Regions from separate parts of the Homo sapiens genome. Here regions 1 and 3 are each linked to region 2. The links are chromatin contacts, found by Hi-C or POLR2A ChIA-PET in ENCODE. All regions are on one chromosome and are shown on one strand. Each heading gives the region's core, a stretch centred on a gene start or an enhancer-like site at or near the end of the contact. The rest is flanking DNA. Distances are from core to core; before and after follow the strand shown. Region 1 holds the start of SYNRG (synergin gamma). Region 2 holds the start of ACLY (ATP citrate lyase). Region 3 holds the start of HEXIM2-AS1 (HEXIM2 antisense RNA 1).

Region 1 (4,648 bases), core at 581-3,080, 4.3 Mb after region 2:
TCCCACCATTGTATCTGCTGTCTGTGGCTGACCAAAACATCATCATGTAGCACATGACTAGTGTGGCAAGTGCTCTGTTAGATGTAAGGCCATGATGCTAAAGCATCACAAGAGGGCATCTAACCCAGATTGGGGATGTCATGGAAGGCCGACATCCTGAGTTGAATCCTGCAAATGTAAAAACCAATAGGCAAAGAAGAGGAACAAAAAGGATTCCAGGACAAACTGAGGTCACATCTATGATCCTTGACTTTATTGTGTCTGTTTAAAGTATCTACAGTAACCTGTATCAACTTAGTCAGTGTATTAATACTAAATTTAGCTCCTTCAAAGCAGTTGGAACTATGTGCTACATAAATTTCAGCTTCACACAAGGAAGGGAAGGAGTGAAATTAGTGAACAGGCAGTTACAGCAAAAGAAAAAACATAAAAATTGAATAGCTGGCTCTGGTGAAATGAGCAAGGACTTTAGAGTCAAACTGGCCTGGATTTGAATCCTGATCCTCATTGCTTGTAGCTGTATGATCTGGACAAATGACAGTAACTGTTTCTAACCTTGATTTTCTCATCTGTAAGATGCCAATTGTAACTCCTAAGGATACTGAGGATTTTTTAAAATGCGTGTACAGTTCCTGACCAGTGGTTTGTGCCTAATAACTTATTACAAATTATTACCCAGTAAAAACCTTGAGACAAGAGTGAAAACGTAAAGCTAATTAATCCATTACTTGTTAGCAAGCAAACTACGTGCTTGAGAAAATTACTCAACTTTCATGTTTTACTTCCAGACAGTAGTTTGATTAAAAGAAAAAAAAAAATCACAGCCCAGGCATGTGGCTCACACCCTGGCACTTGGAGGCCGAGGTGGGAGCATAGCTTGAGCCTAGCAGTTTGAAACTAGCCTGGGCAACATAGATCCTATCTCTACAAAAAAAAAAAAAAAAAAAAAAAAAAAAATTGGCCCGGTGTGGTGGTGCATGCCTGTGGTCCCAGCTACTCAGGAGGCTGAGGCGAGAGGATCGCTTGAGCCAGGGAGGCTGAGGCTGCTGTGAGCCATGATCATGCCACTGCACTCCAGCCTGGACAACAGAGCAAGACCCTGTCTCAAAAAAAAAAAAAATCAGTAAAAAATATGCCGAAATAGCTTCAGAGTAATTATGAATTGCCTTCCAAAAACCACTGTTTTGCACTTGCCTGCAAGAATAGGAAAAACAAAAGGACTGTAAGGTGGCAGGATGGCAGAACCAAACAAGAGTAGTACACCTTGGAGTTTTTTCGAAATATGGGTTGGGTTTTTGGGCTCTTGGTTGATTTAAAATAAAATTTAAATGCCTTCAGCGTCTGTGATAGGTGCCAACATGAAGCTACCGAGTTCCAGAGAAAGAGGGGAGAGCTGATCACTCATCAGTGCTGCGAGACTATCAAAGGGCCCTTCAGGACCTATCTGTTCTTTGTGTGTAAAGAGTAACAATAAAAGAACACCAGTGTACCCACCGTATAGTTTAAAAATCAGGACTCAGCCTACTCTTTCCACTAACCGCGATCATGGTTTTCAAACGGAGGACCAACGGCGCTTTGCCACTGGGCCGCCAGCTGGGCCCTGCAGAGGGCCTACCAGACAATGAATCAGCTCCCTTGGAGAGGCGCCCGCGACCGCCCCACCAGCCCGAGAGCTAGAATTGAATCTGGGGGACCCCTGCGGCGCCGGGTCACGTGCCGTGGGCGCGCCACGCCTCCCCGAGGGCCGGGGGAGTCACGTGGGCGCGAGGCCCCGCCCCATCGCCCGGTCCGCGGCGAGGTGGGGCCTGGTGTTTGACCCGGAAGTGGCTGTGTTCAGCTGACAGCTGCTGATAAGGTGGCGGCGGCGAAGGCAGCGGCAGGTCGGGAGCAAGATGGCGCTGCGGCCAGGAGCTGGTTCTGGTGGCGGCGGGGCCGCGGGAGCTGGCGCGGGGTCCGCCGGGGGAGGCGGGTAGGTGTGAAGAGCCGGGCGGGAGCCCGCTGGCCTCCGCGGGGGCGGCGAGGGGCGCTTGGCAGTTATGGCAGTTTTCTCCAGCCCTGATCCTTTTCCTTGGAACTGGGCTGCGGGAGGAGGGTCATCCCCCAGGGACCCAGGCCGAAAGGGGCGTGTGGAGCCCAGGTGCTGGACGCTGGTGTTCCGGGATCAGTTGGGGGCGCCGGCCGCCTGGAATCGAGCGGGGAGCGAGCGCGCGCCCAGTGTGGGAGGGGAGAGAAGATGAGGGTCCTCTTGGGGTGGGGGGGGGCGGGGCAAATCAGGAACCGCGACTCCGCTCCTAGTCCTAGCTGCCTCTGAAGCGACCAGGGTCTTCCCTTTCCTTGGGCTTTCTAGACTTAACCGGATATGTTGGAGGGAGGGCTTTAAAAATCTGTTCACAAAGCTGGAGGACTGTTTCCAAGGGGGGTGTGTGTGTGGACTATTTGTCTCTTCCCCTTTTAGAGTGTCCTGTCCTCTTTATTTCCTTAACCCGCGACAAACAGCAGGAACATCTAAAGACCTCTGAATTAGTAATGGTCTTGAGATAGAGTTCTTGTCTTGTACACTAACTCTTAAGACTTGTCTGTCTTCTTTTTAAAAAGGCATTTAAAAACAAAGAAAGTGCACTGTTAAACAGCAGTTGCGCATTTATTAGAACAAAGCTTCCAGACTCAGCCCTTAAACAAATCTGCCCTCTGCCACATTTCAGCCAAGAACTGCCGTGGTTCTTATACCCAGAATGGTAAGGGAGATGTACGTTTTACAAGCTGACAGATTCGTTATCATTTAAGGAAATATTTTATTCTAGGAAGTTTTCACTCCACTTCTATAATGACCTAGTCTGATTTTGTTTTACTAACCAACACACAACAGCACACACATTTGGAGGTAAAAGTAGCTTTGCATCTTCAGTATCCTAAATTGTCTTTGGAAAACGAAGTGTTAGGTTTTTTTTTTATATGCAGTGTTTCAATTTCGGAGTCGTGAACACTACAAAAGTGTAAGGACCTTAAAGTTATCACCTCTTGCAGGTGCTTGTCAGGAAACGAGCAGTGGCTGTTCAATAAACCACCTGTGTGTAACCCCATTTTTCATTTCCTCTGCACATCTTTAACTTTAGATTTTTAAACTTTTTGCTTTCTCTTTTGTTCTCTCCGTTGTTTCATTAGAGGGTTTTTTAAAAAATAAATACTTCGTGTAAGCCAGTTTCTGGCTGGAGAAGAAACATATGTAATAATTCCCTTCTATTTGTTTTTTCTTTTTCTTTTGTCTTGTTTTTTTTTTTTTTTTTTTTTTTTTGAGAGGAAGTCTTGCTCTGTTGCCCAGGCCAGAGTGCGGCGGCGTGATCTCGACCCGCTGCAACCTCTGCCTCCTGGGTCCAAGCGATTCTCTTGCCTCAGCCTCGGAGCAGCTGGGATTACAGGTGCGCGCCACCATGCCCGGCTAATTTTGTTGATTGATCGATTGAGACAGAGTCTCGTTCTGTCACCCAGGCTAGAGTGCAGTGGCACGATGTCGGCTCACTGCAACCTCGACCTCCCGGGTTCAAGCGATTCTTCTGCCTCAGCCTCCCAAGTAGCTGGGATTACAGGCGTGCGCCACCACGCCCAGCTAATTTCTGTATTTTTAGTAGAGACGGGGTTTCACCATGTTAGCCAGGCTGGTCTCAAACTCCTGGCCTCAAGTGATCCGCCCACCTTGGCCTCCCAAAGTTCTAGAATTACAGGCTTGAGTCACCACGCCCGGCATCCTCTATTTATTTCCTATATGTGATTACAGTTTCTAAAATGTCCCTGGATGGTATTAATTTGATCAAGTATATGATTAATCATGGCACCAAGTTCTGGGAAAATGTAAACTTAGAAGAATTGATATCTAGGCCCAAATTTTTATTTACTTAAAAAATGTTTTTGGATGGGGAGGACCTCAGGTTCAGAAATTCAAGTGCATTATTCCCTTTAGTTTGCAGTATTTGAGTATCATTGGTCCATGGACACAAATTTTTAAAATAAATATGGGTTGAATTTTGATAGAAATTAGAATGATTTTAAAATTTCCCCCCTTTGTAAATGTAGCAACATCTGCATTCTAAAACTGTAAACGATATACAGGAGAGAAAGAAGTGGTTAAAATGATTCTTACCTTGAAAAATGTATGGTACATATGTTACATATATTGGCAACTTTCTGAGGCTGAGAAGCTGTATCCTCAATAGAAAAAGGAATATTATTTTTTTTAGAGAGTAATGGTGTAAAGGCTGAAGTTATTTTATTTCCTTTTTAATTTTCTTTTTGCCACCCACCCTCCCTGAAATTATTTTATAAGGAAACTTAACATTATGGCAACCTAAGTATATTTGAAGAAAAAAAACAGGCAACTTCTCTACACCTTTAATGGAGAAAATCCATGAACTATAACTGACTGTATTGTTTAGATACTTCTCTATATTCTAAGAGGCTAAGCAAAACACAATAACGTTTTCCAAATTTAATATTACCCTACTTTTGATTGGTGTCCTGGATGAGCTACTTTAGAATAAATGGTAGAGTTGTATAAAGGGCAAAATTTGCCCAAGAGATGAGAAGTATAAATTTTTTTTTTCTTTAATCAAGGCAGAAAAAAAAAAGAGTTGAAAGATCTGGATTAGTCTGTAGT
Region 2 (4,302 bases), core at 32-2,531:
ATCATCAGGGAACACTTGATTCAGGCATGGGTAGCAAGTTCAGTTACCTTACTCCTGGCAGCAACAGGATTGGGGGAGGGGGTCTTGGAGAAGATTTTGTCTGCAAATGTCGCAACACTGTTGCAGTGTGAGTATGACCCAAAGTGCTTGGCAGGGGGACAGGCCTGCTGCTTCCCTGCATTCTGGGCTGACCTCTTCACCTGAGTCGGTCAGTGGACGCTTTTGGCCTCCTTCCTGGAGCTAGACAGCTGTTAGGCTTAGGGAGCAGCTCCGGACCTACAGGGTTGGGGTGCAGGTAGGGAGGGAGGCTGCAGCATGTCAGAGTGGTAAATACATGTCCTGATTTCCAGGACTGATTTCACATATTCTGCCCCACAAGTTCACCAGCACCTGTCAGATTGGATGTCCCAGTTTTTGGTTTGGAAAATTCGATCTGTCTCAGGTAATGGAGAAGGGGGAGACAGCAGTTCATTCATTCCAGTGTCTAAGCCTGTGGTTGGTGGGAACAAGAGACTGTCTGGGATGGCTCCAGCCCTTCGCTGGAATCTCGCATTGAATTCCTAGCTCCGCCCTGATCCGTGCTGAGGCGAGCAGGTGAGTGGGACGGACAGCGCTGTGCCTGCACCCTCCTAGCCCCACTTGCTTACCGCGGCCCCTGCCTTATCCCACACTGGGAAGTATGCTCTGTTAGCCTCGGCTCAGCCTTGCCTCATCGGCCCAGTGGGGAGAGTCCAGGGAGGAGAGAGGCTCCACGTGCTAAAGGAAAGCGGCCTGCCAGACACTGCTGCTTAAGGAGACTGTCTAAGCAATCGGATTCGGTGCGGCCGAGATGCAGACGTCCGTTTCTCCCAAGGGAAGGAGCAAGGGTACTCCAGGTCCCAAAGCTGCGTTACAGCCAGTTGGGCTAATCCTACCCGCCCCTCCCCCAACTCCCCGAGTGGCAATCTGTCCAGCCCCTCAAGCGATCAGGCCACAACCCCCAGCACCGCGCGTTCTCCTCCCAGCCTAGCCCGGCCCATCTCCCCACCCGGGGCCCCGCCCCGGCCCCGCAGGCTCCCAAGAGGCGGTGGATGGGCCAGCGGGACTACAAGTCCCAGCAGGCCCCGGGGCCCGCCCTCGTGGGGCGGAGCCAAGCCAGCAGCGAATTGGGAGGAGCCCTGGCGCTCAGGCTAGGGAACGCGTGTGGCCAATCGCGGGGCCGTTCTCGCCGCGAGCCGATGGGGGCGGGGAAAAGTCCGGCTGGGCCGGGACAAAAGCCGGATCCCGGGAAGCTACCGGCTGCTGGGGTGCTCCGGATTTTGCGGGGTTCGTCGGGCCTGTGGAAGAAGCGCCGCGCACGGACTTCGGCAGAGGTGAGCACGGGAGGCTGTTTTCGCTGGCTGGAGCCCGCTCGCCCTAGGAGCTTCCTGCCTCCGTCCCCCAACCCGGAACCGCCTTCCCCGACGCGGGCTCGGTGCCCACGCGCCCTGCTCGGAAGTTTTGAGGGTCTTAGCTTTAGGTTAGCCTTCGCCCGGGGTCCCGGCCGGTGGCCGCGTGTCGACGCCCCTCCCCTCCCCCCGCGCGACACACACATATTCCAGTTCCTGGGAGTTTGCATGGGGCTTGCCGCCATCCTTGCCTCTTCTGCCTCTGCCACATTGCATGGTCCCCCTCCTGGCGCGCCTCACCCCTCCCGGGCACAGCTATCGAGGCTCCTCGGGCTCATCGGGACGCCTTTTGGCTCCATCCGGGTTCCCCCATCGGATGCCGGGACGGGAAGTAGAGAAAGCGGTGGCGACTGGTCCCACTCCGATTCCTCACTGGCCGGGCTCAGGCCCTTCTTGGTTCCGTGGGTACAAAATTGAGCTCCACGCCCAAGTGGAGAGAATGAGCTATGCGCGCCTCCGGGGCGGGCCACGCGGGGCCAGGCTGCCCCAGGGTGCCCGAGGCCTCGCCTCGTCTCGCCGCGAGGACTGGAATCTCGCAGCAAGGACCCTCCTCGCACTGGAGGTATCGTCGAGTCCAGCCCCTAAGTGACAGATGGCCGGGGTGCCACCCCACCCTTGAGCTGACGCCAAGTCTGGCCGGGGAAAGGTCCTCAAGGGGCTGGAGGATGCTGCCGCCGCCCTCCTGTCGAGCCTGGCAATGGGCCAGTCCCAGCGCCTGCCGCGGTCTCCAACCTTGGCAGATACCGTGCAGTGCCGAGTTCTGCCGTTATGGGGTCCCTGGAGGTCTTCCTGGGAAGAGGATTTTGGAAGAGACGATAAGGAAAAGTGCACAGCACAGTTTGGCCAGCTAGCCTACTCCTCTCCACCCTTAACTTTCCTCTGTGTTTTCAGCTGGCTCAGCTGAACTAAAATGTGGGGTGAGGGACAGCTGGTAGGTCTCATTTGCCCAGATGGGTGATTTTCACCTCTTAGAAACCTTCCTAAACAGCTTGGGGGGCGGTAGTGGGAAGACCCCTCAGACACTGGACAGCTTATGGCTCCATCCCCGTTCTGACACTATGCCTGCCGCAGTAAGGGGCACTCACAGAATTCTGCCTCTCTAGAATTTACTCCAGGGATTGCCTGTCTTCTCAAAAAATAAATAAATAAATACCTACATACGTAAGTCCCAATCCTGCAGATACTAACCTTCAAATGAGTGTTTTTGTCTTTCCCAGAGGCACCCTTAGTAGCATCCCCAGTGATTCCCTTCCCCTGGCTGTGTCCCAGGGGCGTGTTCTGGGGAACAGGCTTCTTTCATTCAGCCTCCTGTGTGGGCTGCTTCTCTCAGTGTCTGCTAAAAGTGAACTCAATCCTGGGTCACTCACCCGTCTGCAGAAAGACTCCATTCAGCTCATAAGGCCCCTCCCTTAGAGAATGTGTGTATGTGTGTGTTTTCAGGTTCCTTGGCATGATTTCCCCCAAATGGTTTACACATTTAGCTGTTACCAAGTAACAGTTCCTGGAGTCCAAGCTCAGCCCAATCATCTGTTACTTGTTTGACAGCACATTCAGCTACTGGGGAGGCAGACTAAGACGTTCTGGGGAGCGGTCCCAAACCCAGATAGGTATTTGTAGGTATTTGCTGATTCCACTAGAGCAAATATTCTTTTTTTTTTTTTTTTTTTTTTGAGACAGAGTCTTGCTCTGTCGGCAGGCTGGAGTGCAGTGGTGGATCTCGGTTCACTGCAACCTCCGCCTCCTGGGTTCTAGCGATTCTCCTGCCTCAGCCTCCCCAGTAGCTACAGGTGTGCACCACCACGCCCGGCTAATTTTTGTATTTTTAGTAGAAACAGGGTTTCACCATATTGGCCAGGCTGGTCTCAAACTCCTGACCTCGTGATTTGCCCTCCTTGGCCTCCCGAAGTGCTGGGATTACAGGCGCAAGCCACCGTGCCTGGCCGCAAATGTTCTTAACTGGTGGTCAGTCTGTGGGCCATCGGATCATTGTCACAGGTGAGCACCTTGAAACAATATGCACAATTGGATTTGTGTACCTTTTTCTGGGGTTTTTTTCAGTCTCAGAAGAGTCTGAGGCCTCAAAGAGGTTAAGAGCCACTGCCTTAGAGAGACTTTAAGACCTCACTGAAGGCCGGGCGTGGTGGCTCATGCCTGTAAATCCCAGCACTTTGGGAGGCTGAGGTGGGTGGATCACGAGGTCAGGAGTTCGAGACCAGCCTGACCAACATGGTGAAACCCCGCCTCTACTAAAAATACAAAAAAAATTAGATGGGCGTGGTGGCGTGCATCTGTAATCCCAGCTACTCAGGAGGCTGCGGCAGGAGAATCACTTGAACCTGGGAGGCTGAGGTTGCAGTGAGCCGAGATCACTCCACTGCACGCCAGCCTGGGCGACAGAGCCAGAGTCCTTCTCAAAAAAAAAAAAACAAAACAAAACAAAAAAACAGAAGACCTCACTGAACCACTAAAGTTGCGATTTATCTCTACTGAGTCCACTCCCTGGGTTTGTGAGCCATTTGCCTTCTCTTTATTGGTGAATTTGCAGAGGCCTTATTTTTATTATGTTGTATACATTCCTTGTCTCAACCTCCCGTCTCTAAGCCAGAATGCTCTAGTGGCAAATCTCTTGTTTTCTATCCTGTATTATCCCATTGTGTCTTCTCTCCTATCCCCCTTCCAAAGACCCTATGGAGATGGGCTCTTGGACCTGAAATTTGATCTGGGTCTCAAGAAAACTGTGATTTCTCAGCTGCAGGGGTCCATTTTTTCTCCCTTGTCCTTTCCAAAGTTGGGTCTTGTGTCTGTTTTGGAGGTGCCAGGTTCAGGGGACTGTTTTACTGGGAGTCTCAGACTTCTTTCTTCTAGAGAGGCATAG
Region 3 (4,392 bases), core at 838-3,337, 3.2 Mb before region 2:
TGCCTGCCTGGGTCCATTCCAAATTATGAACCAAAAACTCTTCTTCCTGCTTCAGACTTGGTTCTTAGCCTGGACAAAATGTAAACATTCAACCCAGTCCCTCCATGCCCTCTTTGGACTTGAGGTCAAGGCAATGTTCTGTTGTCAGAAGGCCCTAAGTTTAAACCCTGGGTCTGTTGCTTGTAGATAGCATGATTCTGGAACAGGTATTTCAGGTCTCAGAACCTTAGCTTCTGGGAATTGGAAATAATTCCTACCTGAAAGGGTTACTAGGATTTTTTTTTTTTTTTTTTTTTTTTGAGACGGAGTCTCGCTCTGACGCCCAGGCTGGAGTGCAATTGCGAGATCTTGGCTCACTGCAACCTCCGACCCCTGGGTTCAAGCGATTCTCCTGCCTCAACCTCCCAAGTAGCTGGGATCACAGGCATGCGCCACCACTATGCCAGGCTAATTTTGCATTTTCAGTACAGCCAGGGTTTTGCCATGTTGGTCAGGCTGGTCTCGAACTCCTGACCTCAGGTGATCCACCCACCTAGGCCTCCCAAAGTGCTGGGATTACAGGTGTGAGCCACCGCACCCGGCCAGTTACTAAGATTTCATCAGCTAGCATAGACTGGGATTCCGGCCTATTGCCTAGTGCATAGTACTGATTCGTCAAAATACTGGTTTTCCAAATCTACCAACACATCTGGGACAAGAAGTTTGGATCTCAGCTGTGGGACCCGTGCTCGTGGTGCTTGGGTGGGCAGGAGGGCAGGGACTTACCTTGGCCTCCTCCAGGGCCACTGGTGACTCTGCATTACAGGCGGTCTGGTTCGGAGTGGCCATCATCTTCTGTTCCAAATCTTTCAGCAGACGCCTGGAACTAGTGACACCTGCTTTGAACAACAACAGAAACCTAAATCCTGAAGGAACGTCAGGAATACTCTGGCTGCCCAGAATTGTTTGCCCAGGCAGTGGCAGCCATTTTGTACCCCAGCCCTTCATACCCTTATTCTCAAATGCAGGCCCCGAAGGCTGCCTCCACCGCTGGTTTTCACACCTCCAGCCAGCAAGGGGCCAAATGGGATTCAGGGGCCGTCTTCTCTGTCCTGCTCCTCGGGTCCCTCACCAGGACTCATGTCCTGTACTGTCCTCCTGGAAGTCACCGAGGCCCAGGTTGGCAGCCAGGAAGCCAGGTGTAAGTTTTGTTTCCCCAACCACCAAAGGGGCAAAGGAGGACTGCCTGGGGAGGCTGGGAGTGCAGCGGGGCTGCTGCTGCCACGGGAGAACATGGAGCAAGCTCACGAGTCCTTCCCCACTGTCTCCAGTGGCCCCAATCTTGATGCAGCCCTGCACCCCCAACCTTCTCCCCAAGCTGGGCTCCAAAGGCCAGAAGCACAGCTGGGACCTGGGCCAGCCTAGTGCTGAGGACTTTTCCTCTAAGGTCCTGGCCTGCCTCCCTCCTTCCTCTCAGAAAGGGAAACAGGAGAAAAGGGGAAAGAGGTCTTTGCACTACATGCAGCTGGGAGGGAAACCCAACTAGGATAAGGATGGATTTCTTGGAAGAAGGGAGACAGTCATGGAAAGAGGTTTTGCAAAGGTGGAACTGACCTATTCGCTGTCAAGGGCTATGCACACCACTACATCTGTGTGCCTTTCTGTGCGACTGCCTGTCGGTGCAATTCCCAACGCCTGAGCCCTACCTCTTGCTGCAGTTGCAGCAGCTCTGGTCAAGCCGCTCAGGCCACTAAGATGGGGGGGAAGAGAGAGCCTGGACGCGCGGTGCCTGCTGGGGATTGTAGTTCTTCTGGCCTGAAAAGCGATCCAAGGGCCTGTAACGTCAACAGCCACACCCGAGACTCCAAAACCCATCTACCCTTGCGCGGGGGCAGACCGCGCGCGCATCACTGCCTTCTTTGATTGGTCAAGCCTTCTGCCAATATTCTCGCTTTTTTGGCAACGATTAGCTGTGAGGAGGCACAACTGGACCCGCCTTCTCCGAACTCAATTAAAGAGTTCATTGATGGCGTTAATCTTTACGGGGCAGAAAATAGATCCGGCTAAGGTGGGCGGGGCAGCAGGCGCGGAGGGATCCTTGGCCTTTGAGGAAGGCGACGAGAAGCTCGGCGGCCATCGCCGCCATTTTGGGCTGGGAGGAGGCAGCGGAGGGACTCGCTGCGCAGTGAGAGCACCCCGTGGGGGGTGGTCCGGGCGCGGGGAGAGGCCGGGCCGAGTGGGCTACCTGAAGTGGCGGCGCCGGGAGACGGCGGGAAGTGGGACCGGGGGCCAGGGAGGGTGAAGGTTGGAGTCTCCTCGGCCGAGCCCGGTCCTCAAACCGTCCCGGCAGCCCCGCAGCCTCGCCTCTCACAGAGTGCGGGGTTCTTCGGTAATTACCGCGTGTTTCCCGAGACCCCAGAAGGGGAGAGGCTGGTGAAACGGCTTCCCTCTGCGGTCTTTCCACAGGGGCGCGGATCCTGAGGCCGAGCTCTGCCAGCTTCCCTCCCCACCCCCATTCGGCCTGGGTATGGCGGCGAGGCCCCGCACAGAGGGACTCCCACTTCGACTGGAGAGGTGGGGGCGACGCCAGATTCCAGAGGCTGGCGCCGCGGGGGAGGGCGGAGGTCGCAGGTCTGGCCACAAGTCGGCGTGGCAGTCAGCTGGAGGCTCCGAGAGCGGAGATCCCAGTGCACCCACCTTACCTCGCTTACACCAAAGCGCCATCTCGCCGCCCGGGTTGCGAAAAACCACGACCCTCTTAAACTACTGTAGCAACCACTAATTCCCCCTGGGAGCAGCTAGAGAGGGGCACTTGGAAACCTTCACGAGCTCGGTGCCTGAAGGTCTCTGAGGCTCTTGCCCTCAAGATCTCTCCCATTCAGCCCCGATTCTCCGGACAACCTGACCTAGCATGTCGCCAGCCTCTTGGTGAAACGCCTAAAGTGTGCTGCCCCACTTCTCTTGAAAGTTTACACCGAAGGGATGAGGTTTTGCCCTTTACAGGGTTGGGGCACAAAGTCGGAGTCGCTGCGGCTCCGAAATAGAAACGGAGTTGCCCATTTCGTATGCTTCATCAACATCTGCTTGCATTTTGAAATCCTAGTCTTAACTTTTACACAACTTTTAGAGAAATGGCTGCCCTCCTAGAGGGAAAAACGAACTACAGTAATTCCAATTCCAATGTAATCTTTGTAAGACTACAAAATCTTTCCAGTTTAAAGATTTTTCTTTTCCCACAGACTAAACAAAGTCAGAGTATTTTGTGTTCTACTGGTGCATTGTTACTAGGTAACCTCAATTTTTTGAAATTCCAAGTAATTGAAGGATCACTTTTGTAGATCCTAAATGCTACCAAAAAAGAAACCAGTTTTTATCTACTTCATATGTATAGCGTTTAAGAGATGAGGAGACCTGCTTTGAAAGAATAAACTCTTAACCTTACATTATAGCTGTAGCAGCTTCTTAAAGATTGAAGTTTGATGTGAAGTTCTTTTATTGAATTGCAGGTTAAACCATCTTACTTCCTACTGCTTGAAATCTAAATCCAGAGAGATTTGTGGCTCAAGGATATCTTCAAATAAAAGTTTTATTGCTAAAATGTCAGTTAAAATTATGCCTAGGTAGGTGCTGAAGTAGGAGAGGCTTTGACGTAGCAGAGTGACTGGCAGTGAATTTTGTGGGTACCTTGTGATGAGTCTTATTATCAGTTACAAATGGTCAAAACATGCCTAAGCCTTCAGCCTTACTAAAAGTTTAACAGAACTTGGCCTGGCGCGGTGGCTCACACCTGTAATCCCAGCCCTTTGGGAGGTGGAGGCGGGTGGATCACCTGAGGTCAGGAGTTTGAGACCAACCTGGCCAACATGGTGAAGCCCCTTCTCTACTAAAAATACAAAATTAGCCGGGTGTGGAGTTGCGTGCCTGTAATCCCAGCTACTCGGGAGGCTGAGGCAGGAGAATCGCTTGAACCCAGGAGGCAGAGTTTGCCATGAGCCTCTCACCGTTGCACTCCAGCCTGGGTGACAGAGTAAGACTCTGTCTCAAAAAAAAAAAAAAGTTTTCCAGAACTGAAGTTCTGCTCCTCCTATTAATAATTTTTCTTCAGTTGGAGTGACAACTCCATAGCATTAACTTTTTTCCCTCTGCTCCCCAGATGTTTTACAACTGGATTACAAAATAGGATCATCATTGACTAGGGTCCTCAATCCAAAACTGGAACCACTTACTCCTAACTGAAGCTTCAGTACACTTGATGCCTACTGTGGTTTGATTTTTTACCTACATATGACATGTTCGCTCTACACTGATCAAGAGATGTGAGTTTAAAAAAGCTAACTAACTTGGTAGGACTTAAATAGTCATAGGAACAGAAAAGGCTTTTAAAGACGATCTTTGTGGGTCTTCTGTCAAGAA

The links. Hi-C counts contacts between places; a loop is a spot of excess contacts on that map. ChIA-PET counts read pairs that join two places held with the same protein, here RNA polymerase II (POLR2A). Pooled maps may share reads with other maps.
Region 1: a pooled map shows a loop between it and region 2 (7-fold over the local background). The contact joins the promoter of SYNRG here to the promoter of ACLY in region 2. A Hi-C loop is called at or near these places in 1 of 50 pooled maps. POLR2A ChIA-PET finds 5 or more read pairs at or near these places in 2 of 52 experiments (CD4-positive, alpha-beta T cell and activated CD4-positive, alpha-beta T cell).
Region 3: a loop to region 2 is called in a pooled map, with 12 times the contacts of the local background. The contact joins the promoter of HEXIM2-AS1 here to the promoter of ACLY in region 2. A Hi-C loop is called at or near these places in 5 of 50 pooled maps. POLR2A ChIA-PET finds 5 or more read pairs at or near these places in 2 of 52 experiments (activated CD8-positive, alpha-beta memory T cell and activated T-cell).

Annotation. Positions count from the first base shown.
Region 1 is chr17:37,606,600-37,611,247 of GRCh38, reverse strand. SYNRG (synergin gamma) reads left to right here and starts at 1,830. Exons shown (of 22, transcript NM_007247.6): 1 at 1,830-1,969. The coding sequence starts at 1,893. DDX52 (DExD-box helicase 52) reads left to right here. Exons shown (of 15, transcript NM_007010.5): 15 at 1-1,509.
Region 2 is chr17:41,915,930-41,920,231 of GRCh38, reverse strand. It overlaps ACLY (ATP citrate lyase), which reads left to right and starts at 1,281. Exons shown (of 29, transcript NM_001096.3): 1 at 1,281-1,352. RefSeq lists silencers at 899-1,158, 1,639-1,878.
Region 3 is chr17:45,159,233-45,163,624 of GRCh38, reverse strand. It overlaps HEXIM2-AS1 (HEXIM2 antisense RNA 1), which reads left to right and starts at 2,087. Exons shown (of 3, transcript NR_186789.1): 1 at 2,087-2,164; 2 at 4,133-4,295. HEXIM2 (HEXIM P-TEFb complex subunit 2) reads right to left here and starts at 1,750. Exons shown (of 4, transcript NM_001303441.2): 1 at 1,594-1,750; 2 at 990-1,137; 3 at 766-875. The coding sequence starts at 831. RefSeq lists enhancers at 1,511-1,640, 1,651-1,850, 1,268-1,883, 2,001-2,230, 1,884-2,499 and 1 more.